Regions from separate parts of the Mus musculus genome. Here region 2 is linked to region 1. Evidence: chromatin contacts called from ENCODE Hi-C or POLR2A ChIA-PET data. All regions are on one chromosome and are shown on one strand. The core of a region is the stretch at or near the end of the contact, and the rest is flanking DNA. Distances in the headings are between cores, read along the strand shown.

What was found. Hi-C counts contacts between places; a loop is a spot of excess contacts on that map. ChIA-PET counts read pairs that join two places held with the same protein, here RNA polymerase II (POLR2A).
Region 2: a map of Patski shows a loop between it and region 1 (2.3-fold over the local background). The contact joins the promoter of Wwc1 here to the promoter of Rars in region 1. A Hi-C loop is called at or near these places in 3 of 37 maps with a recorded cell type or tissue (Patski, T-helper 1 cell and mouse trophoblast stem cell). POLR2A ChIA-PET finds 5 or more read pairs at or near these places in 2 of 5 experiments (Patski and embryonic stem cell).

Annotation. Positions count from the first base shown.
Region 1 is chr11:35,830,535-35,836,066 of GRCm38, forward strand. Rars (arginyl-tRNA synthetase) reads right to left here and starts at 3,994. Exons shown (of 15, transcript NM_025936.3): 1 at 3,903-3,994; 2 at 2,638-2,772. The coding sequence starts at 3,947.
Region 2 is chr11:35,979,091-35,984,884 of GRCm38, forward strand. It overlaps Wwc1 (WW, C2 and coiled-coil domain containing 1), which reads right to left and starts at 1,437. Exons shown (of 23, transcript NM_170779.2): 1 at 881-1,437. The coding sequence starts at 999.

The sequences.
Region 1 (5,532 bases), core at 2,744-5,243:
AAGCGAGGTTCTCTATGGGAGTGCGTGTTGGCAACCGTGTAATTCTGTACACGGTTACAAAGATTGCTAACAGACATAGTGGTAAAACAACTGTGTAAAATAAAGCTTGTACTCTGGTTGAGAATTTCCATGCCAGAAAACTACAAATAGCGACAAGGAAACAAACAAAAAGAGCTGAGTTAAGTGGGTTTTGGTGGTCTGCTTTTTTTGGTTTGTTGTGAGAGTCTCGTGTTGCTGAAGCTGGTCTAGAAATCCTGCTTCTCCTGCCTTCACTTCCCAAAGGGCTGGGCTATATAGGATCAGCTCCCATGCCTGATCAGTTTTAAATTTTTATTTATCAACTTCTTATTCATGCTTTTCACAATCTAAAGATTTCCAATAGAAAATGTCAGTTACATATAATCCTAAGTCTTAAAAATCTCTAATAACCTTGTAACTTTTTAAAACTTGTATCTTTTAAAATAAACCTATACACAAACACACAGAAGCCACTGTACTTGACTTCATTCAAATTAACATTTGAATATAATCAATGTAACACTTTTTCTTTCCTGCCTTCCTTCCCTGATCCTCTTGCCTCCCACAGAAAGTGATGGAATCAAGGCGCGCACCACCACGCGCAGCCACATGCAGTTTTATCTGGAGCTGGACTGCACCCACGGCCTCACACAGGCCGGCTCCTGAGCTATAGCCCAGGCTGGCCCTGCACACACAGCCATCTTCCTGCTTTGCCTTTCGGGGCTAGGACTACAGAGGTGAGCCAGCCTGACAAGTTCTTGGCAACTTTTCTTTACTTGATTTATACGTGTGTGTCTTCCTTTCTCCCATGATTCCTAGGCCTGTGGGAGCAAGGAGTTACTACTACTCTTAGCTAGTCCTGGGAGACCAAGACGGAGGACTGCACAAGTCTGAGAGCTACAGGCCACAGAGCACAAACCACGCCAGCCAGGGCTGGACTGTGAGACCTGGACTCAAATAAAGCCAAAAGCAGACACATTTTGGTACAATCACCTTTACTGTTTTGAGGTTTTGTAAAACCTCACATTATAAAAATTTGTAAAAATAACAGCTTTTGAGAAAACTAAGATTAGAAGCAGATTCCCGAAAATCTACGGATTCTTTAAAAGTGGCATTATCGTGACAGCAATCATGTATGAGTGCTATCGGTGTGAAAAAGCTTTCTGTGAGTACTTTAATAAATGTACTAAGTGGCTAGGCTCTGGAGGCAGAGGTAGAGGCAGAGGATCTATGTGAGTTTGAGAACTGGTCTACTTATGACAGCTCCAGAAAGGTCAGGGCTAAATAGAAACTGTGCCTCAAAAACAATACTAAATACGTTTCTAAATCTTAAAAACACATAAAAAAGACAGAAAAGCAATAAGAAAAAACTGAGGCAGCCGTGCTTATGAGAACATGGGTAAAACACCTCCTGCCAGAACCATCCGGTACGTGCTTTCAAGGTGGAGTATGTGGCCCAAGAACTAGGGCAAGGCGGCAGAGTGAAGTTATGGCACACAGCACTTTAGTCCTTTGATGCTCCCTCCCTCCCCCCCTCTCCCTCTCTCTGGTTTTCCGAGACAGGGTTTCTCTGTGTAGCCCTGGTTGTCCCGAGACTCACTCTGTAGACCAGGCTGGTCTGGAACTAAAAGATCAGCCTGCCCTTGTCTCTTGCACACAGAGAAGTTTGTTTTCACCACAGCTGTGGATTTATTTCCCTTACTTCCTTCAGCAGCGCACAAGCACTTGACAAAGCTATCTGAGCACAGCTGCCTCCACACAGATAATAAAGTGCTTCAAAGGACTGGTCAGACGCCTGAGATGAGGACTTGGAGCGGTGCCTGTGCAATCCAGAAGGAAGTACACACACTGGAGAACAATGAATGAGGCAACATGCTAGGCTGTGTCATCAGCAAACCTGAAAGGCAGGCCAAAGAAGCTGAAGGTAGGCTTTCTTTAAAACAAACAAACAAACAAACTACATTGATAAGCATTGCTGGACTGTAAGGCTATTCAAATGGTGGCATGGTAGTACACACCTGTAAACCCAGCCTGAGAGACACAGAAGAAGAAAATGCACTTCAAGATGGAGGCAGCCCAGCCCAGAAGCCAGCCTGGTCTGTATAGAGAGGCTGTTGGATGGGGAGGAGGAGAGGCAGAGAAAGTTTCGCAACATTAAATGAAAAGAACCCCAAAAGATGCTATAAAGCATAACACAAAACTGCAAAATAAACAACTTCATTGCAGAGGAGTTAGGAATCAGTGAGTGCATTTTAAAACATCCCTGTTAGTTGCTCCTGAGAAACTGTTTCTTTTACAGTAGTTAAAATGGTTTTAAAAACAAAAGACATTCCTTTGACAGCATGGACATAAGCCTTTGAAGAAATCTCAACTTCCAAACCATTAAACCATCGTAATGAACCACTTAAAAGGGGTATCATAATAAACTACTTAAAAGGGCCCTGGGAAGCCAGTGCCGCCCCACTTTCTCCAGCCTAATGAGTCCTAACTTGCCTTATGCAGGAAAACTGATTTCTAAACAAACTCCTCTTCTCAATTCTTATAGCACGTACTTCTAGAATCTTCAGTAACAACAACAACAGCAACAACAAATTATTTGAAAACATCCGGAGCACTTACCCTTCGAAGAATATTCAGCCTATACTTCAATTTTAAATTTTCTTCTCGTAACTGTTCCAAACTTGGAGAAGCTTCCAAGCAGCCACAGTTCTTCAGCCGGTCGATCTCAGCAGTCAGAGCCTTAATCTCCCTTTCCTGTAAGGGAAAGGCAACTTTTCCAGGTCAAACAAATGCTTCCCGGATAATGGCAAACCTTACCACAGACTTCCTCATTTCGCTCTCCACAACATGTGGGGTAGAAAAATGAGAATGGACTTTGCAATGATTTTACTGACGTCAGCAATCATCCTTTATGAGATGGAACTGAGTTCACATGTGTGTGCTGGGGATGAGGGACTGCGGGGCAGAGAATATAACTCAGCCAAGTGTGCATGGCAGTACACATCTCCAGTCCTAGCAGTTGAGAGGCTGTGAGTTGAAAGTCCAGGGCCAGAGTCAAACACGGAAGTCTCTTCTTTAGCTAGGTGCATCCTGATTTAGTCAGAGTACAAGTTTCTGGCTTTACTACCTGTGTTGCTAAATCTAATGACTTGGGACTAAAAAAAACCAAACCAAATCAAAAACGACAAAACAAACCAACAAACATCAGTAGGAGTTGGGGACTTGCACCCCTCAGTGCTGCTTGCCACACATAGGCCTTGGCTCTGGGTTAGATCCCGAGACAAAAAGGAGTCAATCCATCTTTTGTCATATTCGAAATCACTCAAGTGTCCGTCTTTGCCTTTTCTGGGTCTACGTAAACTTCATATATATATGGTTTTTTTTTTCCCCATCTCTCCAAGATCTGCTACTATTCACTGGACTCAGCAGTAAAGAGCTTGTCCATTTATTTTGCACCTCGGGGATGATTTGCATAAAAGCAGTTATTGTCCAGGGAAGACTTAGACAAACTGAGTTCCTAACGCTAGTGTCTAGGCCCGAAAAAGAAAAGGGGCTGGTCTTACTTTCGTTTTTCAAAATTGTGACACTGTTCCAGACCAACACTGGCGGCTTCTTGGGAAGTTTCCGGCTGGGTCTCAGGGCACACCTGTCCTGCTCTAACCTGGCCTGGGCGACCAGCAGAGTGAGCCTCGCTCGCTGTCCACCCTCTCTTCTCTGAGTGACAGTCGCACGACCCGGCCAAGAGGAAAGGGCCAGCGGAGCAGCAAGGCTTCGCAAGCCCCGAGGTCCCGGACTGGGGTCGCCGCGGCCGCCTGTGGAAGCCACTGCGGACTCTGCCCCGCCGCCGCCCGCTCCAGAGCCCTCCGCCCCGCCCAGGGACAAACCTGCTGCAGCAACCGCGCGGAGCACTGAGCCACCAGACCGTCCATCCTCTCGTCAGCGACTCACATGCCAAGCGGCCGGAAGCGGAAGTGTCTAGTTTGGGCCGGAAACGGAAATTCCTACCCGGGTAAGTCACTGTTTTTGGTTTTTCAGGGCGCGCCCTCTGCTGCCCCCTAACGGGATCCAGGAGACACTGCGAGAGAGGCGGGGAGCAGGCCAAAGCAACCTACCCTCTGCTTGGAGGCATGGCGCGGGCATGGGCACAGAACCCATCCCTCTTTTGTTTTGATTTTTTGTGTTTTTTGTTTTTGTTTTTTTCGAGACAGGGTTTCTAGCCCTGGCTGTCCTGGAACTCCCTCTGTAGACCAGGCTGACCTCGAACTCAGAAATCCACCTACCTCTGCCTCCCAAGTGCTGGGATTAAAGGCATGCGCCACCACTGCCTGCAACTCATCCCTCTGTTAAACAGGCATTTTTGTTGTTGTTCACATTAAGGTGCTAGATACTCTCTCCAGGATGTGAAGATGTTTAGAATGTATGATAAAAAAAGGTCCTTAAACTAATGGAGACTGCCTGAAAGGGGAAAGAGAAAACAATGGCTTTCCTTTTCATTGTATGTGTAGTGCGCGCGTGCACGCGCACATGTGCATGTGTAGACTTTTTGTATTCCACTCTGACCTTTGACTCTCCATCCTCCTGCCTCAGCCTCCTTACCAGGCAAACAATGTTTTAATTACCAAGAAAGGAAGGTGGTACAATGACTTGAGCCAGGCAGCCTCTTGGAGCATCTCTCAGGCTCTTCTGTTCGTTTGAAAGATGTAGCCCAGGGTAGTCTTGCATTTAGCTGAGCTTCTGATCTTTTGTCTTGAACTTCTGATCTTTTTCTTTCCACCTTCCAAGGGTCGTGGTAACGTGGTTTTACCACCAAGATGGATTTAGTTCACGTTAAAATTTACTTATCTTCATCCTAAACAATAATATCTATGAATCCATGGGCTGAGTGTGTGGGCTAAAGATGCTACATATTAAATAAATATAGGACTTGAGAGGTGGCTCAGTGGTTGAGAGCACTGGCTGTTTTTTTTTCCCCCAGAGGTCCTAGTTTGATCCCAGTATTCACATGGCAGCTCACACTCACCTATGAACATGTAGTTCCCTGGGATTTGATGCTCTCTCCTGGTGTGCAAGCATACATGCAGACAAAACACCCATATACATAAAATAGATAAACTTTCAAAAACAATCAACATATTATTATAGATAATAAAGAATGCAGCCATATCTACCTGTGTTTTCTTTTTGCTAGGTAGAGCGGGCTGGCCTAAAACTCAAGCATTTCCTGTGTTCTGGGATTACATCTGCTGCCTCTCCGGGCCTATAGTTTTCTATATTGTCACCAGTGGTACCTATACCCACTTTGAGAAAATGCTGCATTAAGGCACTTGGCTATCACCACAGCACATAAAAAAATGTTAAAAACACACACACACACACACACACAACACTGTGATTGCTGTGAATTCATTCCAGCCTGAGTTAGTGAGTTTTAGGACTGTAGAGTAAGGACCTGTCTCCAGGTAAGCAAGCAAACAAGCAAAAAAAAAAAAAAAAAAAAAAAAAAAAAAGGAAGAA
Region 2 (5,794 bases), core at 187-2,686, 150 kb after region 1:
TAACATTCCTAGGATACTTTGACCACACTCCTTCTTGGCAAAGGACGACTCCCCTCCTTCCTGGGCAGATGTGGGCCAGGTGTGAGTAACTGAAAGTGGGAAGGAGTCTGGGATGATAAGACTACCTGCCTCAGGAAAAGCTCATGCTACGCACACCCAGCGAGGTGCCCACCAAGGTCAGGATTGTGGAGAAGCCTCTGGCCCCAGAAGGAAGGGAGGAGAGGAGGCTAGGGCAGGCAGGGCTTTGCCAGAGGCCTCTCACCTCTATCTGCATCCTAACAGCTTCCAACTTGCTGTGAGATTCCTGGAGAACCAGTCTCCCTCTTTTGCCCTCCCCCGCGCTCCCTCCCTCCCCTCCCACCTCCGGCTTCCCCAGACTTGCTCCAAAGCTTTTCTCGGCAGCCAACGAAGCACCTGTCAAAAAAGCTGCTTTCTCTTCGCCAGAATGTCCTTCCTCCAGTAGTTTCCCAGCGACCCGTGGGCTCCCTACCACCCCTCCATGCCAGATCACCCCTCCTCAGCCAAGGGAGTTCCCAGGGAAGATTCGCTTCATCTGGTTTTGGTCTTTGCCTTCACCCTGGCCAGACGTCGCTTTCTAAATGAGCCGGGGACCCTGCTAGAGCTTAAGGTCAAAACTCTGGGCAGGTGCTACAAGGGCCTAAGTCCTCCACCTGGGACTGGCTGCCGGCAGTCTGCTTGGCGTCCGCCCCTCTCTGCAGCTCTTCAGAGCTTTGTACTCCTGTACAGCTCAAGGAGGGGTGAGGATGTAGAGGGGGCAAACTAAGACCTGTTAAGAGACACGCAGAGTCCCCCTGCACACTAAGGGCAGGTGCGGCCCAGGCGCGGTGCCGGGTCCGGGTCGGAGCACTCCGGGTCCTACCTGTCCCGCGGGTCGATCCAGCTGGTGGTGCGGTTCCTGTGATCTATGTAGTAGACCTTGCCGTCGAAGTCGCGCGCCTCCTCCCAGCCCTCCGGCAGGGGCAACTCCGGCCGGGGCATCTTCCCGAGCCTGGCCCGCGCTCCCCCATGCAGCTCGCAGCCGCCACGGGGCTCAGCGGCTCGGGCTGGCCGCTTTGGGTCCAGGCGGCCGCCGAGGCAGCATGATCGGGGAGTGGCGCCCACGGATCGGGGGCCCTAACGGGGGCCGGCCGGGGTGGCGCCTCTGTCCATGCGGCCCTGCGGCCCCAGCCCCACGCCGCCCGCCTCTCACGCTGCCATGTGCGCCCGCCGCGGCGCCCAGCCGGCCCGAGTCCGCGGCCAGCCAGCCAGGAGAGCGGCCCGAGCCGCCGCCTGCCTGCCCCTGCCGCTGCGCGCTGCGCTCCACGCCGCCGCCGCCGCCGCCGCCGCCCGCAGCCTCTGCCGGAGCCCCGCCGCGCGCCCCGAGACTTCTGCCTCCGCCAGGTGTGGCTCCGGCGGTGCAGGTAACTGCGCTGCCCCGGAAACGGGAGGCGGAGCGCCGGGCTCCAGGGTTCCCGGGTCTCCTCCCCGCGCCCAGCGCGGCGAGGGCGGGTCCTAGAGCCCGAGACGCGCCCCCTCGTGGGACAGTCCCAATCGCCGACCACCCCGTTCTGCCCCAGGAGGCTAGGCTCTCTCTACGCCAGAGTGTCCGGGCTCTTGGCGCGTGTGGCCCCAAATCTTGACACACCCTGTTTTCTGTGATTGAGAACCAGGAGTCAGGCAAGAAGTGGTTAAGTGAAAACATTCTTGCAAATCGGCGAACATAAGTTTTCCAGGATCTCTCGTCCCTTCCCCCCCAGCACTCACACCATCTGTCTTCCTCCTATTCAGTTCTCCCCGTGTTGTTTCAACCCTCCTCTCCGTAATTTGCAAATGTAGCTGGCTTTCCTTAGGGTCCCTAAAATTAGGAATGCTATGGATCTGCTTCCTAAGAGGACTTCCAGCGGGTGGCAAGGGAGGAGAAGGAAGGACATATTTTGCCAGTCATAGTGAAGTGCACCTGTCTCTCGGCTACTCAAGAGGCTGAAGAAGGATTACTTAAATCCAAAAGTTCCAGGCTGAGTCAAACTAGCAAACACGGGGGGGGGGAATAAATAAATAAATAAGGAAGGAAGGAAAGGGAGGGGGAGAGGGAGAGAGAGAGAGAGAGAGAGAGAGAGAGAGAGAGAGAGAGAGAGAGAAAGAGAGAGAAGGAAAAGAAAGAAAGAAAGAAAGAAAGAGAGAGAGAGGGAGGAAGGAAGGAAGGAAGGAAGGAAGGAAGGAAGGAAGGAAGGAAGGAAGGAAGGAAGGAAGGAGAAAAGAAAGGAGAAAAGAAAAGGCAAACCCTGAAACAAGAATAAGTAAATGTCTTGAGACATTAGCAATATTGAATTAAGGGGAAAAAGTTCCCTCTTAGGTTTGGTGTTTCCCCCAGTGCAAATGTAACTGTGCCTGAGGCAGGAAACTGGACTGGAAGAACGAAGTCCAGCGCCTTGTCTGAATCAATCCCTTAATGTGGGGAGTAACCAGTTAACTCCCTGTACTGTGTGGGGATCCCCTGTTTGATACACAAGGCGTTTTAGGGTGGGCTCCTCAAATCTAAATGCCCTGAGGACATAGGGGACGGGTGTAGCTCCTCCTCCATCCCATCAATATTATACTTCGAAGCCAGGGATCTCAGATCTCAGGGAGGTCCTCACCACCCACCCAACTGCTGGGGAGTTCTCCCTCCAGACTTCCTGTGATGGGCAAAGCCTTCACAATTATAAGTACTTCTAGTGCCCTCCTTCCCCCGTTCTGTTAGGATCAAACTCCAGGCATGCATCCTCACTGAACCAAACCAGCCAATCTGTTTTGAGTTTTTGCCTGGGAGACCTCGCTCTGCCTGGCCTTATACTATGGTTATCTCCCCTTCCTACCTCTGCCTCCCAAGTGTGAGATCACAAGTGTGAACGAACCATCACTTCCAACACGTGCTGATCTGATACGAGGCTTGCGTTTTCAAGTATGATCTCAGCTAATCTTCACGACAAAGCCCTGGATAGGGTACTGTACTTCTCCTCGTTCTGGAGATGAGGACACTGAACTTCAAGATGGCCAGGGATGGAGCTAAGAAGAGACACAAGCACCCTAGCACCGGTGAAACCAATGGTTGAAGGGTCAACCATTAATGCTTCATTGTATTTAGATCGAGGGTTTGTAATGTTTTTTTAGATTCTTGCTATGCAGTCCAGGGTGGCCTTGAGCTCAGCATCCTCCTGCCTCTCCCTTGAGAAAAATGTGATAATGAAGAGTCCCTCCACCTGGTTGGGAAGAGCAAAATGAAATGAGAAGCAGGGCATCATGGCGCACGCCTTTAATCCCAGCACTTGGGAGGCAGAGGCAGGTGGATTTCTGAGTTCGAAGCCAGCCTGGTCTACAGAGTGAGTTCCAGGACAGCCAGGGGAACACAGAGAAACCCTGTCTCAAAAAATTAAAAAAAAAAAAAAAAAAAAGAAAGAAAGAAATGAGAAAAATAAGGGATTAAGCTATCACCAAGGGGTCCACGTGGAGCACCCTGGCTGATCTGATGACCAGCACACTTTTATAAAGTGTGGCTCAACTGAACTATTTTCTGCTAAAAAACACAGACAACCCATGTCTTTTCCTTCCTGAAAAGTACGCTTGTCTGCTTATGACACATCCAACTAGGGTGTGTGTGTGTGTGTGTGTGTGTGTGTGTGCCTTATTTTCCAAGCTTCCTGGATGAATGTGTTGTATGCCAGATGCCCACCGCTTGGCATTTTCCAGTGGCTTGTTCCTCTATACCTTTAGACCATGCCTTGGAACAGCAATTGGTTCCTTAAAGCTTAGGCCTTAGGATCCCAGGTTATCTCCCAGAAGCTGCAAGCAGGGTGATGTAATCTACAGATGGTGGCCTGCCCCCCTGCAATGCCGGGTGAATCATCTCTAGGCATTCAGAGGCCCAGGGCAAGCACGCCAAAGGTAAAAGCTGCTGAGCCTTATGATAGGTTGAGTTGGTTGTTATTCTGCAGGTGACTGAACCACAGGAATCCAAACTGAGACAGGCAGCCTTCCTGGTCTTCCTTTTAGGAACTATGGATAACTTTGGGGCTGAGCAGAGACTACCAGCCACACCCAGTCTGCATTTGCATTCACTGTTAGGCAGCTCATGGGAGACAACACCACAGGTTGTCATGATCTTTTTTTTTAATTTGTTTTTTTTTAAGATTTATTTATTTATTATATGTAAATACACTGTAGCTGTCTTCAGACACTCCTTACAGATGGTTGTGAGCCACCATGTGGTTGCTGGGATTTGAACTCTGGACCTTCGGAAGAGCAGTCGGGTACTCTTACCCACTGAGCCATCTCACCAGCCCCCCCCCTTTTTAAAGATTTATTTATTTATTATATGTAAGTACACTGTAGCTGTCCTCAGATACTCCAGAAGAGGACATCAGATTTTGTTACAGATGGTTGGGAGCCACCATGTGGTTGCTGGGATTTGAACTCAGGACCTTCGGAAGAGCATTCGCCACTCTTAACCACTGAGCCATCTCGCCAGCAGGTTATCATGATCTTAAAGTCAGTGTTCACTGCAGCAAAAAAGAAAGGCCAGGTTCCGCACATGTCTTAAGAGATGGGGCAGGCTGGTGAGATGGCTCAATGGTTAAGAGCACAGACTGCTCTTCCAAAGGTCCTGAGTTCAAATCCCAGCAACCACATGGTGGTTCACAACCATCCATAAAAAAATCTGATGCTCTCTTCTGGAGTGTCTGAAGACAGCTACAGTGTACTTATATATAATAAATAAGTAAATAAATGAATAAGTAAAGAGATGGGGCAGCATTTCACGGGGAATGAGGAGGGGAAACTGAGTGTGGTGGGGGAAGGGAGAGAAAGAGAGGGAGGCTGGAGAGATGCTCACTGGGTAAGAGCATGTACTACTTTCTAAGAGGACATGGTTTCTGTTCCCAGCACCCACATCTGGCAGCTCCTAACTGCCTGTATCTCTTACACCTCTGGCCTGAAGGTACCAGCAATCACATGTGCATAGACACACAATAAAACCAATAAAGTAAATAGTAGGAGGAATGATGGAGAAACAGAGACAGTGAAAGATAGGGAGAGAAAGCTGGCTATCTCAGAAGTGGTTTCTGGCTGGCATCTGCATGCTTTAAAGGACTGGAGGCTTGGAGAACCTCTCCTGGGTTTTGTCTTCCCACTCCATGACTATACCTCCCTACCTCATACCGTCCGACCCACGGGTCCTGGAGACCACACACTGTTATGTTCGGTGACTGAGCCAATAACATCCCCTCTGTTCAGTCACGTGTTACTTGAGGTTCATAACCGTGCCCTGGAGTTGGTGGTTTCAAGGTTGAGAAAATACATTCAAAGCCAGGCCGGGCAGTGGTGGTGCACACCTTTAACCCCAACACTTAGGAGGCAGAGACAAGTGAGTTCCAGGACAGTCAGGGCTACACAGAGAAAACCTGTCTCAAAAAAACAAAACAAAGCCAGAGAGAAAGTCTGGGTAGAGCAAACTTTGGCAACAGGAGAGTCTAGGCAGAAGACATTTCTTTTTTGTTTTTTTGTTTTTTTTTTGAGGCAGGGTTTCTCTGTGTAGCCCTGGCTGTCCTGGAACTCACTCTGTAGACCAGGCTGGCCTCGAACTCAGAGATCTGCCTGCCTCTGCCTCCCAAGTGCTGGGATTAAAGGCGTGTGCCACCAAGCCTGGCTCAGAAGACATTTCTAATTTACCTCTGGGTCCTCAATGCTTAATACAGTGCTGCAAAACAAGCTGTGCCCAATGAGGCTAGCCCTTGTTCTTACTGATTCCATTCCACAGAAC